3 separate regions of the Homo sapiens genome follow, and regions 1 and 3 are each linked to region 2. Evidence: chromatin loops called from intact Hi-C (ENCODE). Cell type or tissue: Caco-2. All regions are shown on one strand. Each heading gives the region's core, and the rest is flanking DNA. Links, peaks and the distances in the headings are about the cores only.

Region 1 (8,081 bases), core at 1,356-5,355, 120 kb after region 2:
TGAATGTACTTAATGTCACTGAAATGTACACTTTAAAATGGTTAAAATGGTAAATTTGGCCAGGTGTGGTGGCTCACGCCTGTAATCCTAGCACTTTGGGAGGCTGAGGATGGCGATCACCTGAGGTCCAGAGTTCAAGACCAATCTGGCCTACATGGTGAAACCCCATCTCTACTAAAAATTGGGTGGGTGTCATGGCACACACCTGTAATCCCAGCTACTTGGGACACTGAGGCAGGAGAATCACTTGAGCCTGGGAGGCAAAGGTTGCAGTGAGCTGAGATGGCACCACTGCACTCCAGCCTGGGTAACAGAATGAGACGCTGTCTAAATAAATAAATAAATAGGTAAACTTTATGTGATGTATATTTAAGTACAATAAAAAACCGAGTCTAAGTTCATTATAACAGCATAGTAATGAGGAAAAATGTCCCAAATGATCTATTTGGTTCTTTTGTAACATGGGACTAAATTAGTATCATACCAACAAGGACACTTAAAAGTTGAAAGTCACTTGGGTTAAATTTATGCACAGTTTCTGTGTCTAAGACTATGGCTATATCAAGCCCATTACTTGGTTAATGGACTGCCTGAGCAAGAAGATAGATGGAATTTACAGAGTGACATATCTGGTCCATCTGATTATTAAGGATATCTTCTATACTGAGGACCCCTGATAAACAGTTACATGAAACATGAATAATCTCACATTATAGATCCATTTATTCAACAAATTTTTTTTTTTTAGATGGAGTCTTGCTCTGTCACCAGGCTGGAGTACAGTGGCGCGATCTCGGCTCACTGCAACCTCCGACTCCCTGGTTCAAGTGATTCTCCTGCCTCAGCCTCCCAAGTAGCTGGGATTACCAGCACATGCCACCATATCCAGCTAATTTTTGTATTTTTAGTAAAGACAGGGTTTCACCCTGTTGGCCGGGATGGTCTCGATCTCCCGACCTCGTGATCCACCCATGTCGGCCTCCCAAAGTGCTGGGATTACAGGCGTGAGTCACCGCGCCCGGCCCAACAAATTATTCTGTGTGTGTGTGTGTGTGTGTGTGTGTGTGTGTGTGTGTGTGTGTAGACAGGGTTTCACTATGTTGCCCAGGTTGGTCTCCTACCCCTGGGCTTAAGACATCCTCCTGCTTCAGCCTCCCAAAGTGCTGGTATTATAAGCGTGAGCCATTGCACCCAGCTGTCAATAAATTATTCTTGACAAATTAATATGTCATAATAGAATTTCCATTCACATTGTCCTTCTCTAAAACTTGTTCTCACCAACTTTCTAGTCTTACTTATTCCGCTACCCTTGCAATACAAGGTCATTCCAACCACTCCCAAATCCATGAATTAGGCTATCTTTGCTTGCAGGTAAAATAGACAAGAATGCATTTTCCTCAAGTTCTGCCTACTGGGAAATTTTTCATTCCCCGCTGTCCTTCAGGGCAAATGAGTTAAAGCAGCTTGTTTACAATTAGTCCTAAAACACATTTCACTGGAGAACTTGCGCAAACCAGGCAACAATTTTTCCAACATTAGACATCTGGTCTTCAGGAATTCTCAAAGAAGCCATAAGTGTGGATTTCAAATTCTGTGACAACACAACAAAAACGGGATATTTCATGGGCTGGGAATATAATCTACTTGCTCATAAAACTTACTTGCACCTTTAGGGCCATAGTATACCTGGTAAAATGTAGAGTCCTTTTTTTTTTTTTTTTTAATGAACTGCTTATGGGTTCAATGGGTACTCCAAGATTTTCTCAAGCATCTTTCCTTCACAGGCCTTTACCAAACAAACAGGAAGTTAATGATCCTCACTGTTTTCCATCTCATAACATTTTCACTCAATGTCTTAAGGCCCACACTCTCGAATGGAACATATCATCTCTCCCTGGGGACATGCAGCTCAAAATATTCACTCCCACACTCACACATGATCATACAGGCACTTCAGGAACCCAACATTTAAATAATACTGTCATTAGGAAGCCCTCCTTCTCAACACACACGGGCAGAACACAAGGCATCTGGCACTTGGGAACATATTTATCCCGCCATTGTAGCCTAGGGTCTTTGCCACTCAACCCTGCCACCACCCAGCCTTATCTTAATTGGAACAATGAAGCTGGTGATATGGAGGAGCAAAAACATTAGCTTTGTTGGAAACATGGAACCAGCACCTTCAGATTCCTTTTACTCAAAGCTCTGGTCCTAACCTTTCTCCACACTGTGGGGAATGTAGTCTTGCCAACACCAGACAGTTAGCCTCTACCCATTGACTATAAAATCAGATTTCAACTCTTTTATACAACTTCTTTATGAAAACCTTGAAAAAAAGAATCGTATCTTATTTGGCTCCCTTTAACAATATATTATACAACAGAGAAACTAAATATCTGTATATTGATTATGCTAACATGCAGGACAGGATCAAAACTAACACAATAGAATTCAAATATGCAAAATCATTCAGAGTTATTGGAAAGGTAAAAATGCAAGTTTAACATTTTTTCAAAGATAATGTCCTGGCTATATCTATATTGAGGTTCCCTACATTTGGTGCTACATAGAATTTATGTTATTAATCTTATGGAGCTATAGTGTCAGGATATATAACAGAATTGATACTTTATTTATACTAGCTGGACCTTTTAAATACCTTCTCATTTATAATGCCCAAATGGAAAATAATAATTTATTTCCTTAGCAAGGCAAATCTTCACACTAATAAGAGAATTGAATTAAGATTTGCCCAATATGAACCAAAATCCTTGAACATTAAAACCCTGGATTCCCTCACTCTTTTTTTTTTTTTTTTTTTTTTTTGAGACAGAGTCTCACTCTGTCGCCCAGGCTGGAGTGCAGTGGCACCACCTCGGCTCACTGCAAGCTCCACCTCCCGGGTTCACGTCATTCTCCTACCTCAGCCTCCCGAGTAGCTGGGACTACAGGTGCCCGCCATCACGCCTGGCTAATTTTTTGTGTTTTTAGTAGAGACGGGGTTTCACCTTGTTAGCCAGGATGGTCTCAATCTCCTGACCTTGTGATCCGCCCACCTTGGCCTCCCAAAGTACTGGGATTACAGGCGTAAGCCACCGTGCCTGGCCTCCCTCACTCTTACCCAAATACTCACAGCTCCCAATCCTCCCATTCATGAGTTGTTTCTGTCTACACTCATGAGAAATAATGGACACTGTGACTGAGAGTCCATTACATGAAAGGGCAGTTCTACAAAGAAAAATTAGGATGCTGGCTGGCCATGGTGGCTCATGCCTGTAATCCCAGCACTATGGGATTACAAAGCGGGTGGATCACCTGAGGTCAGGAGTTCGAAACCAGCCTGGCCAACGTAGTGAAACCTCATCTCTACTAAAAATACAAAAAATTAGCCAGGTGTGGTTGTGGGTGCCTGTAATCCTAGCTACTTGGGAGGCTGAGGCAGGAGAATTGCTTGAACACAGGCAGCAGAGGTTGTAGTAAGCCGAGATAGCGCCATTGCACTCCAGCCTTGGCAATAGAGTGAGATTCCATCTCTAAAAACATATATATACACACATATATATATACATATACATACATATATGTGTGTACATATACATACATATATGTGTGTACATATACATACATATATGTGTGTATATATACATACATATATATGTGTATATATATACATATATACACATATACATATGTATATGTGTATATATATACATGTATATATGTGTGTGTATATGATTGATATTTAAATTAGTAGACTGAGTAAAAGAGATTACCCTTCATGATGCAGGTGGGCCTCATCCAATCAGTTGAAAGCCTTAAGAGGAAATAGGCTGAGGTCCCACAGAGGAAGGAGGTATTCTGACTCCAGACTGCCTTTGAACTCAAAACTGCAACATCAACACATTCCTGAACCTCCAGCCTGCCAGCATGCCCTGCAAATTTCAGATTTGTCCATCCCTACAATCACACAAGCCAATTCCCTAACATTGGTTTTGTTTCATTGATTCTGTTCCTCTGGAGTACCCTAATACATAGACTTTAAAACAAAAATTATAACTAGAAGTACATTTTACAAAAAGAAAAGACAGATTTACTCAGCATCATTATCAGACTATGACATTTAGCAATCAACAGCATGGGTGCAAAAAAAAAATCTACTTTAAAACCCTTTGTTGGAATGCTTTATACTTTCCACAGAACTGAAACTAAAATAACATGTTATTCAATTAGTCACAAATATAGTCCTTGAGTTTTTTGCCTATACACATGAATATTTGTCTAAAGCATGTCTTCTTTGTAGCAGCTAGGCCCTGCCACCACTGTGCTTGGCTGCATTCACAAATCTGTTGTAACCTGTAGCTTCCCTGTCACTTCTCTGGCTCTCCTCTCCTGCTAAGCTTTGTTTCCCGGCAGTAATTAAAATCTTCTGCCACTGCCATAGCTACTACTGCTACTGGAACCTCCATGGCCACCTTGGTTTTGTGGTTTGGCAAAGTATTGTCCTCCACCACCATAGGGGTCAGAGCTTCTGCCTCCAAAGTTGCCTCCCTTCATGATTCCAAAATTTGAAGACTGATTTTTGTAATTGTCAAAATCATTGTAGCTTCCACTACCTCCAAAATTACTTCCATCATTACCAAATGCATTATAGCCATTCCCACTGCCACCATATCCACCACCACCATGGCTGCCACCAAAGCCACCACAACCACTGAAGTTTCCTCCACGACCAAAATTGTCATTCCCACTGAAGCCACCTCCAGGACCACCACCAAAATTTCCAGAACCACTTCGAACTCTTTGGCTAGATGAAGTACTACCCATCTCTTGCTTCGACTGGGCTTTCGTAACTTCTAAGCTGTGGCTATTCACAGTATTGTAATTTTTTTTTTTTTTAAGATGGAGTCTCACTCTGTCACCTAGGCTGGAGTGCAGTGGCATGATCTCTGCTCACTGCAGCCTCTGTCTCCCAGGTTCCAGCGATTCTACTGCCTCAGGCTCCCAAGTAGCCAGGATTACAGGCACACACCACCATGCCCAGCTAATTTTTGTATTTTTAGTAGAGACGGGGTTTCACCATGTTGGCTAGGTTGGTCTTGAACTCCTGGCCTCAAGTGATCTGCCTGCCTCCCCCTCCCAAAGTGCTGGGATTACAGGTGTGAGCCACTGCACCCAGTCAAGCATGTTTCTAAGAAAAGGGCAAACAATTCTCAAAGAGGCCCCTAATATCTAAAACCAGTTTAGAATCCCTGCCCTAGGTGAATACAGGAAACATTGTCAAAACTAAAAGGAAACTTGTAGGGCATCTTAATCAATCAGCCAAGATGGGTGCCAAAGCCCAAAGCCAGGTAGAGGCTTGTGCAAGATCACAAGCAGAGGCGCAGTTTGAAGCTAGATTCTCCCACTCTTAAACTAGTGCTGGACAGACTGAGGCCTAGCAAGTTGGCTACAGAGCCCTAGCAGATTCCTGTCTCCACACTGAGCCAGGAGGGGTTGCTGCCCAGGGATACCGACAGCCATACTTAAGCTGGACAAGGCACATGCTCTTGGTGGAAGCAAACACGTCCGCTACCTCATACAGAAATAAAAATGATTATAAAGGAATCCTGGGAATATCTGTATGCTAAAAAATTAGATAACTTAGATGAAATGAACGAATTCTTAAAAAGATAACAACTACCAAAACTGACTTAAAATAAATGGGAAATCTGAATAGATCTGTAAAGAGTAGACACCAAATCACTAATCAAAAAATATTCCACAAAGGAAATCCCAAGCTCAGATGATTTCAATGGAGAACTCTACCAAACTTTTACAGAATTAACTCTAATCATTTACAAACTCTTCCAAAATATAGAAGAGGATGGAATACTTTCCAACTCATTCTATGAGGCCAGTACTACAGACAAAGATATCATAAAAAAGAAAACTACAGACCAATAGTCCCTATGAATATAGGCACAAAAATTCTCAAAAAATATTAGTAAAAAGATTCAGCCACATATAAAAAAAGATTATATGCCATAATGAAATCCAATGGAATTTGTCCCAAGAATGCCAGGTTATTCAAGCATGCAAAAATCAATGTAATATACCACTTTAACAGAGCAAAGGGCATAACCAACATAATCAACTCAATAGACACAGAAAAAAAAATTGACAAAAATCTGTCAACCTTTTATGATAAAAACACTCCTCAAATTAAGAATAGAACTTCCTCAACCTAAAAAAGCACATTTATGAAAAATCCCGAGATAACATCATACTTAATGGGAGAAATTAAAAAGTTTTCCTTTAAGATCAGGAGCAAGACTATTTCCTGGTAAATTTTTCCTCTCCTCCGTGTTTGAGTTCTATCCATTTCACATTTCTATTACCGAACGTGTTTATTTCTTCTATGTTTTTTCCAGCCATTATTGGCAGTTTTGTCTATTTTAATGGTATTTTTAAAATACAAACTTTTAGTTTTATTTGGCAATTTTAGTGTTTCTTTTTTTCTAATTCACTAATTTCAACTACTTTCTTCAATTATCCTCTACTTTCTCTTTACTTACTTTGCTGTTTTGTTCCAGTTTCTTAGGTTCAAGCCTTAGTTAATTTGCTTTCAAGTATTCACATGTATATATTAAAGCATTGGTAAGAATTTATTTACAACTGTTCATTATAGAGATGTTGATGTCCCGAGCAATAGTGGTCATGATCCCTAGATGTGGAGGAAAGAAGGGGGGAAGGCTGAGGTTAATCAGTAGGGTTCTGGTAAAGCATGGTCTTTCAAGCTACATGGCTGGGTACCCAAGAACTTAACTGTTCTGCTCACAAGGCTGATTCTGGATGCACCAGAACTCTGCCCAGGCTTAAGCCCTGGAAAGATAAAAATCAGAGATATGAATTCAACTCCTCACATGAGAAGGACAGCTAACCCTTCAGATATTTCAGTCAAGTCCGGGATTCTTCTATCTGCTGTCTGCAACATCATGAAGCCTGAATGGGCTCACTTTTCTCTATGGCTCCTCATCTTGTCCATGCTTCTCCACACACCTTCAGGGAACATATTTCCTCCACAACTCAGAAAACAGTTACGTGAAAGTGGACATCTTGGAGGTAAAGAAAAACAGAAAGGGCAGACCAATGTGACACTGTGAAGGAGAGGGAGGTCTGGGCAGCCTGGGTGATGTTGCTGCCAGTAATTAGAATCAAGTCTCCTTTTTATCTCAAACCGTATGGCTCTAGGACATCTGATTCAGAGAATTACATTGAGTTTCCTCTATGGAGTGGAGAAGGAGGAAGACAGAAAGCAGAATCAACTTAAGTTTTAACCATGAGATTTCAGTATAAGAGTGGGGGTTATGAAAATGGGATTGATTTCAGAGGTGTCCAAGAAATTCCTTTGTTGGGGTGTGTGTCTGTACATTAGATGAGTTTTGAGTCTATTCAACACATATGTGTAGAACCACTATGTTATATTCCACTGATACAGATATGCAGAGGCCATCATTCCCCCATATATGTATAGAGCACTCCTATCCTACTTATTTAAATTAATTTGTTCTTCATTCAAATTAACATGAGCATCTGTGAAACACTCAAGGCAAAAGGGGCAAGTTCCCAATCATGGATAAGAATTGCAGTTGGGCGGCCAGGCGCAGTAGCTCACCCTTGTAATCCCAGCACTTTGGGAGGCCAAGGCAGGCGGATCACCTGAGGTCAGGAGTTTGAGAACAGCCTGTCCAATGTGGCGAAACCCCATCTGTACTAAAAATACAAAAATTAGCCGGGTGTGGTGGCGCATGCCTGTAGTCCCAGCTACTTGGGAGGCTGAGGCACAAGAATCACTTGAACCCAGGCAGCAGAGGTTGCAGTGAGAGCCGTGATAGCGCCACTACACTCCCTCCTGGGCAACAGAGCGAGGCTCCATCTCAATTAAAAAAAAAATTTAAAAAAGAATTGTAGTTGGGCTTCAAGAAGACTAACATTAACTCTTTCTCTGTCTCCAACTCAGTCATCATGGCTTCTGCTCTAACCACTTAATCTCCATGGTCTCAGTAAAACCAGGTGAGTCTGGATGGGTAGGCAAAAGT
Region 2 (8,081 bases), core at 1,463-5,462:
AGTTGGCTATCGACGCATGGATTTATTTCTAGGTTCTCTATTCTTTTTTTTTTTTTTTTTTTTTTTTTTGAGACAGAGTCTTGCTCTTGTTGCCCAGGCTGGAGTGCAGTGGCACAATCTTGGCTCACTGCAACCTCTGCCTCCCAGGTTCAAGTGATTCTCCTGCCTCAGCCTCCAGAGTAGAGTAGCTGGGACTACAGGTATGCACCACCATGTTCGTCTAATTTTTGTACTTTTAGTAGAGATGGGGTTTTGCTATGTTGGCCAGGCTGATCTCGAACACCTGACCTCATGTGATCCACCTGCCTCGGTCTCCCAAAGTGCTGGGATTATAGGCATGAGCCACTGCACCTGGCCCTAAGTTCTCTATTCTATTCCATTAGTCTACGTGTCTGTTTTTATGCCAGTGCTATGCTATTTTGGTTACTAGAGCTTGGTAGTATATTTAGAAGTCTTGAAACCTGTTCCCTCCAGCTTTGTTCTTTTTGTTAAGGATTGCTTTGGCTATTCTAGGATGTTTGTGGTTCCATACATATTTTAGGATTTATTTTATATTACTGTGAAGAATGTCACTGGTATTTTAATAGGGATTGCATTGACTCTGTAGATGGTTTAGGGTAGTATGGTAATTTTAACAATATTAACTCCTTCCATCCATGAGCATGGGAAGTTTTTCCATTTGTTTGTATCCTCTTCAATTTCTTTTATCAGTGTTTTGTAGTTTTCAATGTAGAAGTCTTTTATCTCCTTGGTTAAATTTATTCCTAGGTATTTATTTGTAGCTGTTATAAATGGGATTGCCCTCTTGGTCTCTTTTTTTAACTAGTTCATTGTGCATAGAAACACCACTGACTTGTATGTTTATTTTGTATCCTGTAACTTTACTGAATTTCTTTATGAGTTCTACAGGTTTCTTGGTAGAGTCTAAGTTTTTCTCTACATAAGAGCTTGTCTGCAAACAGGGTAAATGTGACTTCCTCTTTTCCAATTTTGATGTCCTTTATTGTTTTCTCTTTCATGATTGATCTAACTAGGACTTCCAGTACTACGTTGAATAAGAGTGGGTAAAGTGAGCAGCATGCTCATGGAGGGGCATGGAGGCTCCCTAGCCTTTCCTCTATATCTTGTTTCAGTTCTTAGAGGAAAAGTTTTCAGCTTTTCACCGTTAAGTATATTGTTAGCTGTGGGTTTGTCATATATGATCTTTATTATGTGGAGGTGCTTTCCTTTCATACATAATTTATTGAAAGTTTTTATCATAAAGTGGTGTTGAATTTTATCAAATGCTTTTTCTGTATCTACTGAGATTACCGTATGGTTTTGTCCCTGATTCTGTTGATGTGAAGTATCACATTTATTGATTTGTGTACATTGAGCCATTCTTGCATTCGTATGATAAATCCCACTTGATCATGCCACATTATCTTTTTGATGTGTTGTTGAATTGGGTTTGTTAGTATTTTGTTGAGGATTTTTGCACCTATTTTCATCAGGAATATTGGCCTGTGGGTTTCTTTATGCTGTCTTGTTATTGTCTGGTTTTGGTATTAAGGTTATGTGGGCCTCATAAAATTGAGCTAAGAAGAATTCCTGCCGCATCAATTTTTTGGAATAGTTTGAGAAGAATTGGTATTAATTTATATTTAAAGGGTCATAGAATTTGGTGGTAAAGCCATATGGTTCTGGACTTTTGTTTCAGGGGAGACTTTTTATTACTGATTCAATCTCCTTACTTGTTATTCGTCTGTTCAGGTTCTTCTGTTTCTTTTTGGTTCAGTGTGGTAGGTTGTATGTGTTCAAGAATTTATCCATTTCCTCTAGGTTTTTGAATTATAAAGGATATCACAAAGGATACAGAGGAAGAGGTGCATAAGGTGAGATATGGGGAAAGGCTAGAGAGCTTCCATGCCCTCCATGAGCATGCTGCTCTCCAACAACCTCTAAGTGTTCAGTGGTAGCCACCTGGAAGCTCTGACTTATATATTTTAATTTGAAATTTCTGTTCAGTTTTGAGTAATTGTCTTTTTTTAGACTAATTTCTAATTATTTCCATTATAGTCTGAAACTATGTCCTTTGTGATGTAATTCTTTAAAATTTTGTTCAGACTTTTTTTATAGCCTAATGTATAGTCACTTTTTGTACATGTTTTATTTGTGCTTGAGAAAAATGTGTTCCTCTAGTTTTTCTATGCAGACTTCTGTATATTTTAATTAAGTCAAGCTTATTAATCATAATGTTCAAATTACCCATCTCTTTACTAAATTTACTACTCTATCAATAATTTGAATGTATAAAGTATAGACCTTCTATATACCCATAAATCTTTCCCCTTATAAATGTCAGTACTTGAGCCTGCCACAATGTTGACTAGACTGCTTTAACAGAAAGCCTCCATCACATAATAACTGAAATACAATATACTTTTTATTTCTTGCTCAAATAATAATTCAAAATGAGTATTCTAAAACAATGGGTATCCTTTTTTCATGTGATAAAAGAAGTCAAGGACCCAGGCTCCTTTCACCTTTTGGCTTCACTAGGCTCTAGAACCTTGTTGTCATCTATACTGAGCTGGTGGAAAAGAAAAAGAGTGTGAAAGAGACTTGCCATCTTCTTAGGGTCTTGACCTAGTAGTGACAAGTCTGTTAGCCAAAATATTTACATTGTGGCACTGGCTGCAAGATGCTTGGGTAAGGAAAATGCAGCTTCTATTTGAGATGATGATTCTCCTCTATATAACCCCTCTTTGCTAGGATAGTTATGACAGTGTCCAGTCTCTAAATTGTTCATTTATGAGTGGACAAAAAGAAAAACTAGGAAAGAGAGAGCCTTTGGGAAGGGTCAAATACCACTCTGTAAACTATAGGTACAAATATCAGAATTTTTGAATTATAAAGGATATCGCAAAGGATACAGAGGAAGGTGCATAAGGTGAGATATGGGGGAAAGGCTAGAGAGCTTCCTTTGAATGTAAATTACAACTGTGGACTGAAGGAGTCTGCATTAGGAGTTCAGAATGTCAGAAAGAGGTTCAAATCTTTAGAAGATTATCATCATCAGAGGAAGAGGGTGATCTTCTTCCCAGCTTGCATGCCTACTGGGAGTCCAGTGACCCTAGGTTGTCCCCTCTTTCTCCTGTTAGGGAAGAAGAAACATCTTCACTTCTGAGAGTTCATTTCCTTCATGATATTCAAGGTCAGTGACCACCTCCTCCTGGACAGCCTGCCAAGCCTTTGACTGATAGGTCTCTCCCCCTGTCTGAGCTCTAAGATATTTACTATGTTTCTCCACTAGCCCTTCTGTCCCATGCCCTACAATAGTCTCTCTTTCTGTGTGTTTATGTGTGTTTAAATTTGTATATGTATATCTGTGTATGTGTTTATATACATTTATATATGAAACAGCTACTTACTCTTTCACTCAGGAATTCTAGCTCTCTTAGTCTAAAGAAATCAAAGATTTATAAATAAAAATAATATGACATTCTCTAGATTATTAGTAATTAGTACAATACAAATACTTGATTATTAGCATTTGAGAGCTGTGCAATTATGAAAATCCACATTTTGAGAAATACTTACATGATTAAATAAGGGTGGCAAAAATAGATAACAAAAGTTGTTTATATTAAAAGGATTGTTTATATTAAATATGGAGAGAAACTAAAAGATAATGCAATGAAACATCAGTTAATTCTAAGCAACTCTTTTTAACAATATATTTTTTCTTTTCTTTTTTCCATAAAACATTTTGTAATTAGAAAGCAGAAATAAATGATATCTTTCATTCTATCGGCAAGAACACAAGACTGGTTATGTGAAAGGAGGAGGCGTCATTCCTGCGGAAGCCCTATCCCACATGACGAACGACAAGGCCAGGGGCAAGCAAAAAGAGGAAGGACTCTCTTGCTCTGCTCCGACTTGGCCAGTAGAGGCAGTGAGGAGCTAAAGATCATTCCTTCTTTCCTTCCTTCACTCTCCGTAGACAGCTCTGCAGGGAAGTCTGTGACAACCTGGCCAGACATAGGGCTCACGATCTGATCAGAGTCATGGCACCCCAGACTCTGCTGCCTGTCCTGGTTCTCTGTGTGCTGCTGCTGCAGGCCCAGGGAGGATACCGTGACAAGAAGAGGATGCAGAGTAGGTGATGGGCTGCTGGATGGGTGAGGGGGAATTGGGTAGGGGGAATGGAGGGCCTGTGTCCAGTCTGAGTAGGACCTAGGAGTTGGAAACTCTCTGCATATCCAGCTCTGACCACAATGTTGTGTAGACTCTGGACTGTCCCTAAACCATGGCCCTCCAGCCCCTTAGCTGGCCCTGGGAATAGTAATGGGAATGAAGAAGAAACCTGCATATTTTGCTGTTCCTTCTCAATACTTAGAGAGAAATGGCACATCCCATAGTGAAAGGCGCACCAGGGCTGAGAATCCAGTGGGGAAAGCAAGACAATTATTATTTGATTTATGCACATTTGTGAGGAGTAAAGATTCAGAAGTGGTTATGACGGTAGGTGTAGGTGTAGAATGGGTATAAGTGTAGGGAAATAGGACATAAGACAAGCAAAAGTTGGGGTACACAGAGCCAAGTTAAGGTTATCATCAAAGGGGCAAGGAGAGTGGTGGTGGAAAGGGAACTAAAGAAGGGGCAGGAAGACTAGAGACAGTGACAGTGAGCAGAAGAGAGGGAGAGACAAGAGGCATGTTGATCCTCATCTCTGAATTCTACTATTCAGAGACTAGGAGAGAGTTTGAAAGATGTCTCATGCTTCTTTGAGCTCTCAGGATCAGACTGTAGATTCTTTGGTGGTGACTTCACCAAGGCCATGACTAGTAAGGGAGATGGAGTTCTGATTGCTGGTGTGTGGAGAAGGTCCAGGAAGCCCAGGCATTGTGGTCTAATGGGGTAAGGTGTACAGTGGAGAGACAGGATTTAAAATATGACCAATCACTAGGATTTGGTGATGGGCAGGAAGGTAGTTCTATGAAGAAGGAATCCAGGAGTATCATGACTGAGACCTGGGTTCAAGGGTCTTGGAGGAGGCTTCAGCTTGAGAAAAATGTTCTCTAGGAAACTGCGTTTATTTACCGTTCTATTCTCCTTGTCAGAAACACAGCTATCCCCAGAAATCAAAGTCTGCCAGCAGCAGCCTAAACTATATCTATGCAAACACTTATGTGAATCTCACCGAGATTGTCAAGCAAATAACATATGCTGTTCTACCTACTGTGGGAATGTTTGCATGAGCATCCTGTGAGTGGGAGAGTGGGCTGGGATGTGCATCCTGCTTCCCAACTCCTCTATCCAAGACTGTGCCCACATCCGAAGCACAAGGACCTCAAGTCACCAGCATAAGAACATCAACAGGAATGCCGCCCTCTCTACTGTCTGAACCCCTTGTCCCTGTCAAATAAACCAGAACAAATGCCCAGGGATCCTACCTCTTTTGCTGCCACTACAGATGATCATTGAGAGCTCACTGTGGCCCCTACAGATGCCCCACTTGTCTTGCGTCCTGGTGTTCAATTTCTCTCCCTGGCTATGCTTCTCTACCCTCCCTCTCCCTCTTTGGCCCACGTATCCCTGCCAGCCCTCAGGATGCCCAGCCCCTTGCTGTTTTGCTCACTGAACCAGTACTCCCAGGGGGAGGAACTGCTCATGTGCAGCATCTCCTGATGCTAAGGAGAACATTTCTCACCCTGGAGTCAGAAGGACCCATTAAGCATGAGATGGGTGGCAGTTAGAACCCGAGATAAAGAGTGGGAGGCCCCCAAGCACTGCTTTGGTCTCCTTAGCCTTGGTGCACCGCCATCCTATGCTCCCCAATCTCTCTGTAAGGTTCAGATTACTGTCTATCATTAGGATAATGAGTCCCAGGAAGTCCAGCAAGCCCAAGGCCACAAGAGAGTGAGAGGATATGATGTGACTGGAAGAGGGTGTTTCCTCTAGGATCACTTTTTCCTCACTTCTCTCCATTACCTGAGACCAGAGGCATCCTAGTGAGAGTGAGTGCCTGCACCAACCCCAAAGCTCCTCCTATCCAGCACCCACCAATATGGCTACTCCTCTGATGGGACCCATTTTGGGCCTCAGGATCTGACACTCCAGCACCTTCCATTAACTGAATAGTCCTTATCTTTCCCAAGCCCTCTTCCTTAGGGGCTGGTTCATTCTCTTTTCTTTAGATCAAGAGGAACACTAAGGGATGTGGAACAGGTGGTTCATGCTGCTGTTGCTAAGGAGTAATTGGCACAGAGTGGCTATGGGTCTTCCCTGTCATCCTACTGTGAGTTGGTGGAAATTAATCAGTGTGGTACAGAATCTCCCACTCTGCAATCGCAACTCCTCTGAAATGATCCTGGGGCTAGATCCAGGGTTGGGTCACATGTAGCTAACTGGGACATGAAGCCAAATGTGAAGAGGTTTCAGGAGGATAGGCCATGCCCAGAGGCAGGTGTGCAGTGTTATGCTCCAGTCTAGTGCTTCTTGCTGGGCCATTCAATGAAAGAGACATCAGAGAAGAAAACTTCCTTCATCAGACCAGAGGCTGTGAGCCACCTCTGAGGCATCACCGGGCTCTGGGTATCTCAGGCTTGTCTTCACCTTTCTCAAGAGCTTCCCTTGGACAAGGAGGTCTTAGGAAAGAGATCATGATCAACCATCAACACAGACACCATCAGATGTACTCTGTGGGCTGTAAGGGCATGATCTCCAAGAGACCTTATTTGGTGTTTCCTTGGATAGCCTCCCTTACCAAGCATCCTCTCAAGCCACCCCCAAACATGCCTACTAGACACTACAGGCATATCTTGTTTTATTGAGCCTTGCTCTATTGCACTTCACAGCTATAGCGTTTCATACAAATTGAAGGTTTGTGGCAACTCTGCATCGAGCAAGTCATCTGGCACCATTTTTCTAACAGCATGTGCTTACTTCATGTCTCTGTGTCACATTTTGGTAATTCTCAAAATATTTCAAACTTGCTAGGCGCAGTGGCTCATGCCTGCAATCTCAGCACTCGGGAGGCCAAGGCAGGTGAATCACCTGAGGTCAGGAGTTCGAGACCAGCCTGACCAACATGGTGAAACTCCGTCTTTAATAAAAATACAAAATTAGCTGAGTGTGGTGGCGCATGCCTGTAATCCCAGTTACTTGGGAGACTGAGGCAAGAGAATCGCTTGAACCTGGGAGGTGAAGGTTGCAGTGAGCTGAGATCTTGCCATAGCACTGCAGCCTGGGCAACAAGAGCGAAACTCCATCTCAAAAAAAAAATTTCAAACTTGTTTTATTATCATATCTGTTGTGATGATCTGTCATCCATAATCTTGGTTATTACTGTTGTAATTGTTTTGGGACACTATGAACTGCGCCCCTAAAAAATGATTAATGGATAAATGTTGTGTGTGTGTTCTGACTGCTCCAACAACTGGCCATTTCCCCATCTCTCTCCCTCTCCTCAGGCCTCTCTATTTCCTGAGACATAACAATATTAAAATTAGGCCAATTAATAACTCCACAATGGTCTCTACGTGTTCAAGTGATAGGAAGGGTTCTATGTCTCTCACTTTAAATGAAAAGCTGGAAATGATTACAGTTAGGAAGGCATGTCAACAGCAAAGATATGCCAAAAGCTAGGCCTCTTGTGCCAGTTAGCCAAGATATGAATGCAAAGGAAAAGTTGTTGAGGGAAATTAAAAGTGCTACTCTAGTGAACACATGGATGATAAGAAAGCAAAACAACCTTATTGCTGATATGGAGAAAATTTTAGTGGTCTGGGCAGAAGATCAAACTAGCCACCACATTCCCTTAAGCCAAAAACCTAACCAGAGAAAGGCTCTAGCTCCCTCCAATATTATGAAGGCTGAAAGAGGTGAGAAAGCTGCAGAAGAAAAGTTGGAAGTTAGCAGAAATTATTTCATGAGGTTTAAAGAAAGAAGCCATCTCCGTAATATAAAAGTGCAAAGTGAAGCAGCAAGTGCTAAGGTAGAAGTTGCAGCAAGTTACCCAGAAGATCTTGCAAAGTGATGAAGATGTCTAAATTAAACAATAGATCTTCAGTGTGGAAAAATAAGCCTTCTGTAGG
Region 3 (8,081 bases), core at 1,356-5,355, 45 kb after region 2:
CAACATTTTTCACAGAATCAGAAAAAGCCATTTGAAAATGCATTTGGAAGCAAAAAGGGCCTGGATAGCCAAAACAATTCTAAGCAAAAAGACCAAAGCTGGAGGCATTATACTTCCAGACTTCAAACTATACTACAAGCCTACAGTAACCAAAACAGCATGGTACTGGTACAAAATGAGAATCATTAACAAATGAAACAGAATAGAGAACCCAGAAATAAAGCTACACACCTACAACTGTCTGATCTTCAATGAAGCTGACAAAAACAATCAATGGGAAAAGGACTTCCTATTCAATAAATGCTACTGGCATAACTGGCTAACCATATGCAGAAGAATGAAACTGGACCCCCACTTTTTACCACATACAAAAATCAATACAAGATGGATTAAAGACTTAAATGTAAAATCTAAAGCTATAAAGACCCTAGAAGAAAATCTAGAAAATACCATTCTGGACATTGGCCCAGGCAAAGACTTCATGATAAAAACTCTACAAGCAATTGCAACCAAAACAAAAATTGACAAGTGGGACCTAATTAAACTAAAGAGCTTCTACACTGGAAAAGAAACTATCAACAGAGTAAAAGACAACCTACAGAATGGGAACAAATATTTGCAAACTATGCATCCAACAAAGATCTAATATCCAGAATCTATAAAGAACTTAAATCAACAAGCAAAAAACAAAAAAAAATTTTAATGGGTAAAGGACATGAACAGACCCTTCTCAAAAGAAGACATAATGTGGCCAAAAAGCATATGATAAAAATGCTCAGTATCACTAATCATTAGGGAAATGCAATTCAAAACCACAATGAGATATTATCTCACACCAGTCAGAATGGCTGGTGAGGGAGAAAAGGGAATGCTTGTGCAGAGCTGGTGGTGTAAATTATTTCAGCCACTGTGAAAAGCAGTCTGGAGATTTCTCAGAGAACTTAAAATAGAACTACCATTTGACCCAGCAATTCCATTACTAAGTATATATCCAAGAGAATAGAAATTGTTCTACCATAAAGACATATGCCTGCGTATGTTCATCACAGCACTGTTCACAATAGCAAAGACATGGAATCAACCTAGGGTGCCCATCAATGGTGGACTCGATAAAGAACATGTGGTATGTATACACCATGAAATACTACCTATTTTTAAAAATGAGATCATGGCCTTTGCAGCAACATGGATGGAGCTGGAGGCCATTATCCTAAGCAAATTAAGCAGGAACAGAAAACCAAATACCACACATTCTCACATAAGTGTGAGCTAACCATTGAGTACACACGGGCACAAAGAAGGGAACACTAGACACTGGGACCTATTTTAGGGTGGAAGTTGGTATGAGAGTCGGATTGAAAAACTACCTATCATGGATTATGCTTATTACCTGGATGGCAAAATTATCTGTACACCAAACTCCCACAACACACAATTTATCCATCTAACAAACCTGCACATGTACTCCTTGAACCTAAAAGTTGGCAAGGCAAAAAAAAAGAAGAAAAATACTTTATTGCTCAAAATGTTAACATCATCTGAACCTTCAGCAAGTCAAAATCTTCTTGTTAGTGGAAGGCCTTGCCTCAGTGTTGATGGCTGCTGACTCATCAGGGTGGTGGCTGCTGAAAGTTAGGGTAGCTGCAGAAATTTCTTAAAATAAGACAATGAAGTTTGCCACATTGATTGATTGCCCTTCACAAACAATTGTGCAGTAGCATGCAATGTTGTTTGATAGCATTTTGCCCACAGTAGAACTTCTTTCAAAATTAGAGTCAATCCTCTCAAATCCTCTCATAAGGATTTGATAAAGTTGATAAAGTTGATAAAGTTGATAGCTTTATCAACTAAGTTTATGTGACATTCTAAATCATTTGTTGTCATTTCAACAATTCATTTTCTTCCTCAGCATGCTTACTAGGAGAAGTTTCCATCTCAATAAACCACATTCTTTGCTCATCCATTCAGGTTTTATCATGAGATTCCAGGAATTCAATCACATCTTTGGGCTCAACTTTAGTTCTCTTGTTATTTCCACCACAGCTGAGGTTACTTACTCCACTGAGGTCTTACACCCTTAAAAGTGATTCATGAGAGTTGGAATCAATTTCTCCAAAACTTCTTTTAGTGTTGATATTTTGACCTCCTCCTGCCAATCATGAATGTTCATCTAGAATGGTGAATTATTTCCAGAAGGTTTTCAACTTACTTTGCCAAGATCCATCAGCGAAATCACTATCTATGGCATCTATGGCCTTATAAAATGTATTTTTTAAACAATAAGACTTGAAAGTCAAAATTGTCCCTTGCTCTAGGAGCTGAAGAATGGATGTTGTGTTAGCGAGCATGAAAACAACACTAATCTTGTACATCTCCATCAGAGCTCATGAATGACCAGGCACATTGTCAACGTGCAGTAATATTTTGAAAGGCAACTTCTTTTCTGAGCAGTAGGTCTCGAACACGGATTTAATATAAATCATCATGTAAATAGATGTGCTATCATCCAGGCTTGGTTGTTTCATTTATAGAGTGCAGGCAGAATATATTTTGTACAATTCTGAAGGGCCTGCGGATTTTCAGAATGGTAGATGAGCATTGGCTTCAACTTAAGGTCACCAGCTGCACCAGCCCCTAACAAAAGAGCTGTCCTGTGCTCTCTAGCTATGAAGTCCTAGATGGCATCTTCTTCCAACAGAAGGCTGCTTCCTCCACATTGAACATCTGTTGTTTAGCGTAGACACCTTCATCGCTTATCTTAACTAGATCTTCTGGGTAACTTGCTGCAGTTTCTACATCATTGCTTGCTGCTTCACCTTGCTCTTTTATTTTATGGGGATGGCTTCTTTCTTAACCTCATGAACCAACCACTGCTAACTTTTCTTCTGCAGCTTCCTCACCTCTCAGCCTCAATAGAATTGAAGAGGGTTATAGTCTTTCTCTGGATTAGGCTTTATCTTAAGAGAATATTGTGGATGGTTTGACGTTCTATTCAGACCACTAAAACTTTCTTCATATCAGCAAAAGGCTGTTTTTCCTCTTATCATTCATGTGTTCACTGGAGTCGCCCTTTTGATTTCATTCAAGAACTTTTTCTTTGCATTCCCAACTTGGCTAACTGATGCAAGTGACCTAGTTTTCAGCCTGTCTCAGCTTTCGACATGCCTTCCTCACTAAGCTTTATCATTCCTAGCTTTTGATTTAAAGTGAGAGATGTGTGACTCTTCCTTTCATTTGAACACTTGGAGACCATTGCGGGGTTATTAATTGGTCTAATTTCAATATTGTTGTGTCTCAGAGAATACGAAGGCCCAAGAAGAGGGAGAGGGATAGGGAAAGAGCTGGTCAGTGAAGCAGTCAGAACACACATATTTATCAATTAAGCTCATCATCTTATAAGGGCACAGTGCCCCCAAACAATTACAATCAAGGATCACTGATCATAGGTCATAATAACAGATACAATAATCATGAAAATGTTTGAAATATTATGAAAATTACCAAAATGTGACACAGAGCCACTAAATGATCACATGCTTTTCAAATAATGACACTGAAGGCTGGGCGCCGTGGCTCATGCCTGTGATCCCAGCGCTTTGGGAGGCCGAGGCGGGCGGATCATGAGGTCAGGAGATCGAGACCATCCTGGCTAACACGGTTAAACCCCATCTCTACTAAAAATACAAAAATTTAGCCGGGTGTGGTAGCGAGCACCTGTAGTCCCAGCTACTCAGGAGGCTGAGGCAAGAGAATGGCATGAACCCGGGAGGCGGAGCTTGCAGTGAGACGAGATTGTGCCACTGCACTCCAGCCTGGGCGACAGAGCAAGACTCCGTCTAAAAAAAATAAAAAATAAAAAAAAATAGCACTGATAAACTTGTTCAAGTCAGGGTTGCCACAAATCTTCAATTTGCACCTGCAATATCTAAGAGGCACAATAAAATGAGGTATGCCTGTAATAATAGAGTATATCTCATTGCCTAATATTATAATTAAGTGAGCTAAATGATGTGGTTTTTTAACATCGTCTCAAGTAGATTTATTGTCAGTAATTAATGGTAATAGTACACAAAGTGGAGAACAAAGGAACCGTGCAATTAAAACTTTAATTTTTAGTAAATTTTAAAATTTACTAAACTTTTGAGTAATTTTGTGTTGTACCAACTTTTTTTGCCAGTGTGTTCAATCCAATTCCTTCTTTAAATTTTATTTTTAATTGACAAATAATAATGGTATATATTTATGAGGTACAAGGTGATGTTTTGACATGTTTACATTGTGAATTATTAAATCAAGCTAATTAACAAATCTATCACCTGACATAGTTATCTTTTGTAATGTGGTAAAAATATTTAAAATCTACTCTTTTAGTAATTTTAAAATACATAATGTGTTACTATTTATCATAATCACCATTCTGTGAAATAGACCCCTAAAGTTTATTTCTTCTGTCTAATCAAAACTTTGTATCCTTTCATCAACAGATTCCCTTTCCTGGTTCACCCCCTCCTCCAGCTTCTGGTAACTACCATTCCACTCTCTACTTCTGTGAGTTGGACTTTAATTTTAGAGTCCACATATAAGTGAGGTTATGCATTATTTGCCTTTCTGTGCCAGGCTTATTTCACTTATCATAATGTTCTCCAGGTTCATCCATGTTGTGACAAATAACAGAATTTCCTTTTTTAAGGCTAAATAGTAGTCCACTGTTTATATATACCACATTTTAATCCATTTATCTGATGATGAATACCTAGGTTGATTCCATATCTTGGCTATTGTGAATAATGCTACAGTGAACATTGGAGTGCAGATATGTTTTGACATGCTGACTTCAATGTCTTTGGACATATACTCAGAAGTGGGATTGCTGGAACATATGATAATTCTAGTTTTCATTTTCTGAGGACCCTCCATGCTGTTTTCCAAAATGGCTGAACCAATCTACATTCCCACCAACAGTGTGCAAGGATTCCCTTTTCTCCACATACTTGCCAACATTTATCTTTCATACTGTTGATAATAGCCAATCTACCAGGCGTGAAGTAATATTTCATTGTGGTTTTTATTCGCATTTCTCTGATGATTAAAAATGTTGATCTGAGCTTTGTCAGCAACAAGTAAAAATAAATAAATAAGAAATGTTGAGCATTTTTTCATATATCTGTTGGACATTTGTATGTCTTCTTTTGAGAAATGTCTACTCAGGTCCTCTGCCCATTTTTTAAATAGGGTTGTTTTCTTGTTTTGAGTAGTTTGAGTTTCTTACATATTTTGGATATTGGCTCCTTATCTGATTTATCATCCAAATAGTTTCTCCCAATATGTGGGTTATGTCTTCACTGTGTTGTTTCCTTTGCTGGGCAGAAGGCTTTTAGTTTAATACAATATTATTCCCCTATTTTTGCTTTTGTTGCTTGTGCTTTGGGAGATCATATCCAATAAATCACTGCCAAGACCAATGTCATGAAGCTTTCCCACTATGTTTTCTTCTAGTAGTTTTTACGGTTTCATGTCTTACATTTAAGTCTATGATTCATTTTGAGTTCATTCTAGTATAAGAGGTAAGATAAGGGTCCACTTTCATTCTTCTGCATATAGATATAGTTTTGCCCACACCAATTATTGAAGGTACTGTCCTTTCCCCATTGTGTGTTCTTTGGGCCCTTGTTGAAAATCAATTGACCATAAACGTATGGGCTTATTTCTGAAATCTCTAACCTATTCCATCAGTTGCTGTGTCTGTTTTTATGCCAATAGCATGCTGTTTTTATTACTATACCTTTGTAATACATTTTGAAATCCAGCAGTGTGATACCTCTATCTTTTTCTTTTTGGTAAATTTGTCTTTGGCTATTCTGGGTTTCCAGTGGTTCCATGTGAAGCTTCAGATTATTTCTTTCTGTTTCTGTGAAGAATGACATTAGAATGTTAATATGGATTGCATTGAATCTGTACATCACTTTGGATAGTATGGACATTTTGCCAATTTTGATTCTTCCAGTCCGTGAACATAGGATAGCTGTCTGTAAGTTCTTCTAGTAAAAACACACTTTACTGACAAACTGGATTTCTCTGGTTGTTTTTTTGGTTTCTTGGCTCCTTCAGCATTTGGGGGACACTTTGCACATATGGCCCTCACATGAAACAGTCCTTTTAGCATTTTTTATAAGACAAGCTTAGTGTTGGTGAATTCTCTCAGCTTTTGCTTGTTTGGGAAAGTCTCTAATCTCTCCTTCATGTTTGAAGGGTAGATTTTTGAGGGTTAGCAGGTTTTTCCTTCAGCACTTTGAATATAACATCTCACTGTCATCTGGTCATCAGGGTTTCTATGAAAGCCATATTGAGGCTTCATCTAATGTAATATGTTTCTTTTTTCTTGCTACTTTGAGTATTCTTTCTGTCTTTGATTTTTGATAATTTTATTATTATATGCCTTGTGGATTTCCTGTTTGGGTTGAATTTCATTGGTGACTTCTGAGCTTCCTGCACCTGGATGCTGTCATCTTTCTCCAGATTTGGGAAATTTTCAGCCATTATTTCTTTAAATATGCTTTGTGGGCCCTTTCTCTCTTGTCTTCTCTAGGAATTCTAATTATGCAGAGGTTAATTTGCCTGATGATGTCCCATAGTTCTTGTAGACCTTCTTCATTCTTTTTTTTCTCTTTTTGTTCCTCTGATTGGTGATTTCAAATGTTCTGTCTTCAAGCTTGCTAATTCCTCTGTTTGCTCAAGTCTGCTGTTGAAGCTTTATAATGAGTTTTTCAGTTCAATTATTTTATTCTTTATTACTAGTATTTCTATTTCTATTGCTTGGTTTTTTTTTTCATTGTTTCTATAAATCTTCAATTCTTCTGGGACCATTCCTGGAGCTTTGTTGATTTCTTTTGATGGTATTGAATATTTCTGAGTTTTCACAAGCCTTGTATCTTTACATGGATGCCTGCATATTTGAGGCGACTGCCAACTCTTCCAGCTTTTGCAGGTGCTCTTTCATGGTGTTAGACCTTTACTTCTTAGTATTAGAACTTAAACACTGGCCTGTTGTTGCTTTACACTGTAGAGAGGGCTTAATAGTGAGCATCAGAACTAAAACATTGCACTGGACCTAACTCATTGCCCTGTCATTGTTTCCCAGTGTAAGGAAAACTTATAGTGAGCACCACAGCTTAAATGCCCTGGAACAATATTGCTGCCCTACTATTGTTTCTCAGTGTGGGAAAAACTTAGGTGGGTACTGAAAATCTTGACCTTTTAGTTGTTTCTGGGCCAGGGAAAAGCTTCACATGTGCACCTGGGCTTTGTGGATTTGGGCCTTCCCATAAATTTTGTCCCCTACAATACTCTGGCCCCCCCACCAGTCTCTTCAATATGGCATCCCCACTGATCAAAGCACTGAACAATCACCAAGATCCACATGCCAGTTGCTGCAATCAGTGACCTACTCTTTGTCCCCAATTCACCCCAGGTTTTTCAGCCCTCTTGGTTCTCTAGTGGGATGAAACTGGAGTGGACTTACCATTAAGATTCCTAGACAAGTGGGAAGATCAAATATCCACCTCCAATTCCTTCTTCTCATCTCAGCAACTGTGGGTCTAGGGAAGTTCTCTGTGAGTGGTATTATTATGGCCTGGGAGAGAGGGTGGAACAGGCTGAAATGACCATTTCTCTTACCTGTCACTGCTTCTCTCAATTCTATGAGCCCAGGGGGTTTCTCTGCTTCTCAAGTTCTGGTGTATTCAGGGTGGCATTCTTGTCTTTGAATAGTTTTTCATTTTATTTTTGTGTCAGGAAGTGATCCCAGGAGATCTATTCTGCCATCTTGCTGACATCACTTCCCAGTTTAGTCCTGAGGTATCAGGGATGGATTAAGAAGCACATGGCTTTCCCCATCCTGGGAAAATTCTCCAGGACAGGGCAAACCAGCTCTTGCACCAGAGACATATCCACAGAGTAGCCTTTCTTGTATTGTCACTCTCTGCAGCTCATATCCTTGTGCTGGGCTGTGAGGCAGGCACTAAGGACACTCTTTAGGTAACAGTGGAACGCAGAACAAAGAGAAGTCAAGCTAGCCTCAGAGA

The links. Hi-C counts contacts between places; a loop is a spot of excess contacts. Peaks named below come from ENCODE experiments on the same cell type or tissue, not always from the same donor. Only the 100,000 strongest peaks of a DNase experiment are listed, where the experiment ranks them.
Region 1: it touches region 2 in a loop (1.9-fold over the local background); 1 of 110 quality-filtered maps calls a loop at or near these places.
Region 3: a loop joins it to region 2, with 2.2 times the contacts of the local background. A loop is called at or near these places in 1 of 110 quality-filtered maps.

What each region holds. Positions count from the first base shown.
Region 1 is chr20:45,741,318-45,749,398 of GRCh38, forward strand. It overlaps the pseudogene HNRNPA1P3. Among named protein-coding and RNA genes, the nearest start is that of SPINT4, 23 kb to the left of the region's middle. In Caco-2, for the core only: no CTCF peak of the experiment used is centred there; no DNase peak of the experiment used is centred there.
Region 2 is chr20:45,625,765-45,633,845 of GRCh38, forward strand. WFDC9 (WAP four-disulfide core domain 9) reads right to left here and starts at 5,520. Exons shown (of 5, transcript NM_147198.4): 1 at 5,439-5,520. It overlaps WFDC10A (WAP four-disulfide core domain 10A), which reads left to right and starts at 3,975. Exons shown (of 2, transcript NM_080753.3): 1 at 3,975-4,140; 2 at 5,106-5,432. The coding sequence starts at 4,050. The coding sequence ends at 5,254. In Caco-2, for the core only: a CTCF peak has its summit at 3,926; a DNase peak (open chromatin) is centred at 3,907.
Region 3 is chr20:45,671,363-45,679,443 of GRCh38, forward strand. No RefSeq gene overlaps it. Among named protein-coding and RNA genes, the nearest start is that of WFDC11, 5.2 kb to the left of the region's middle. In Caco-2, for the core only: no CTCF peak of the experiment used is centred there; no DNase peak of the experiment used is centred there.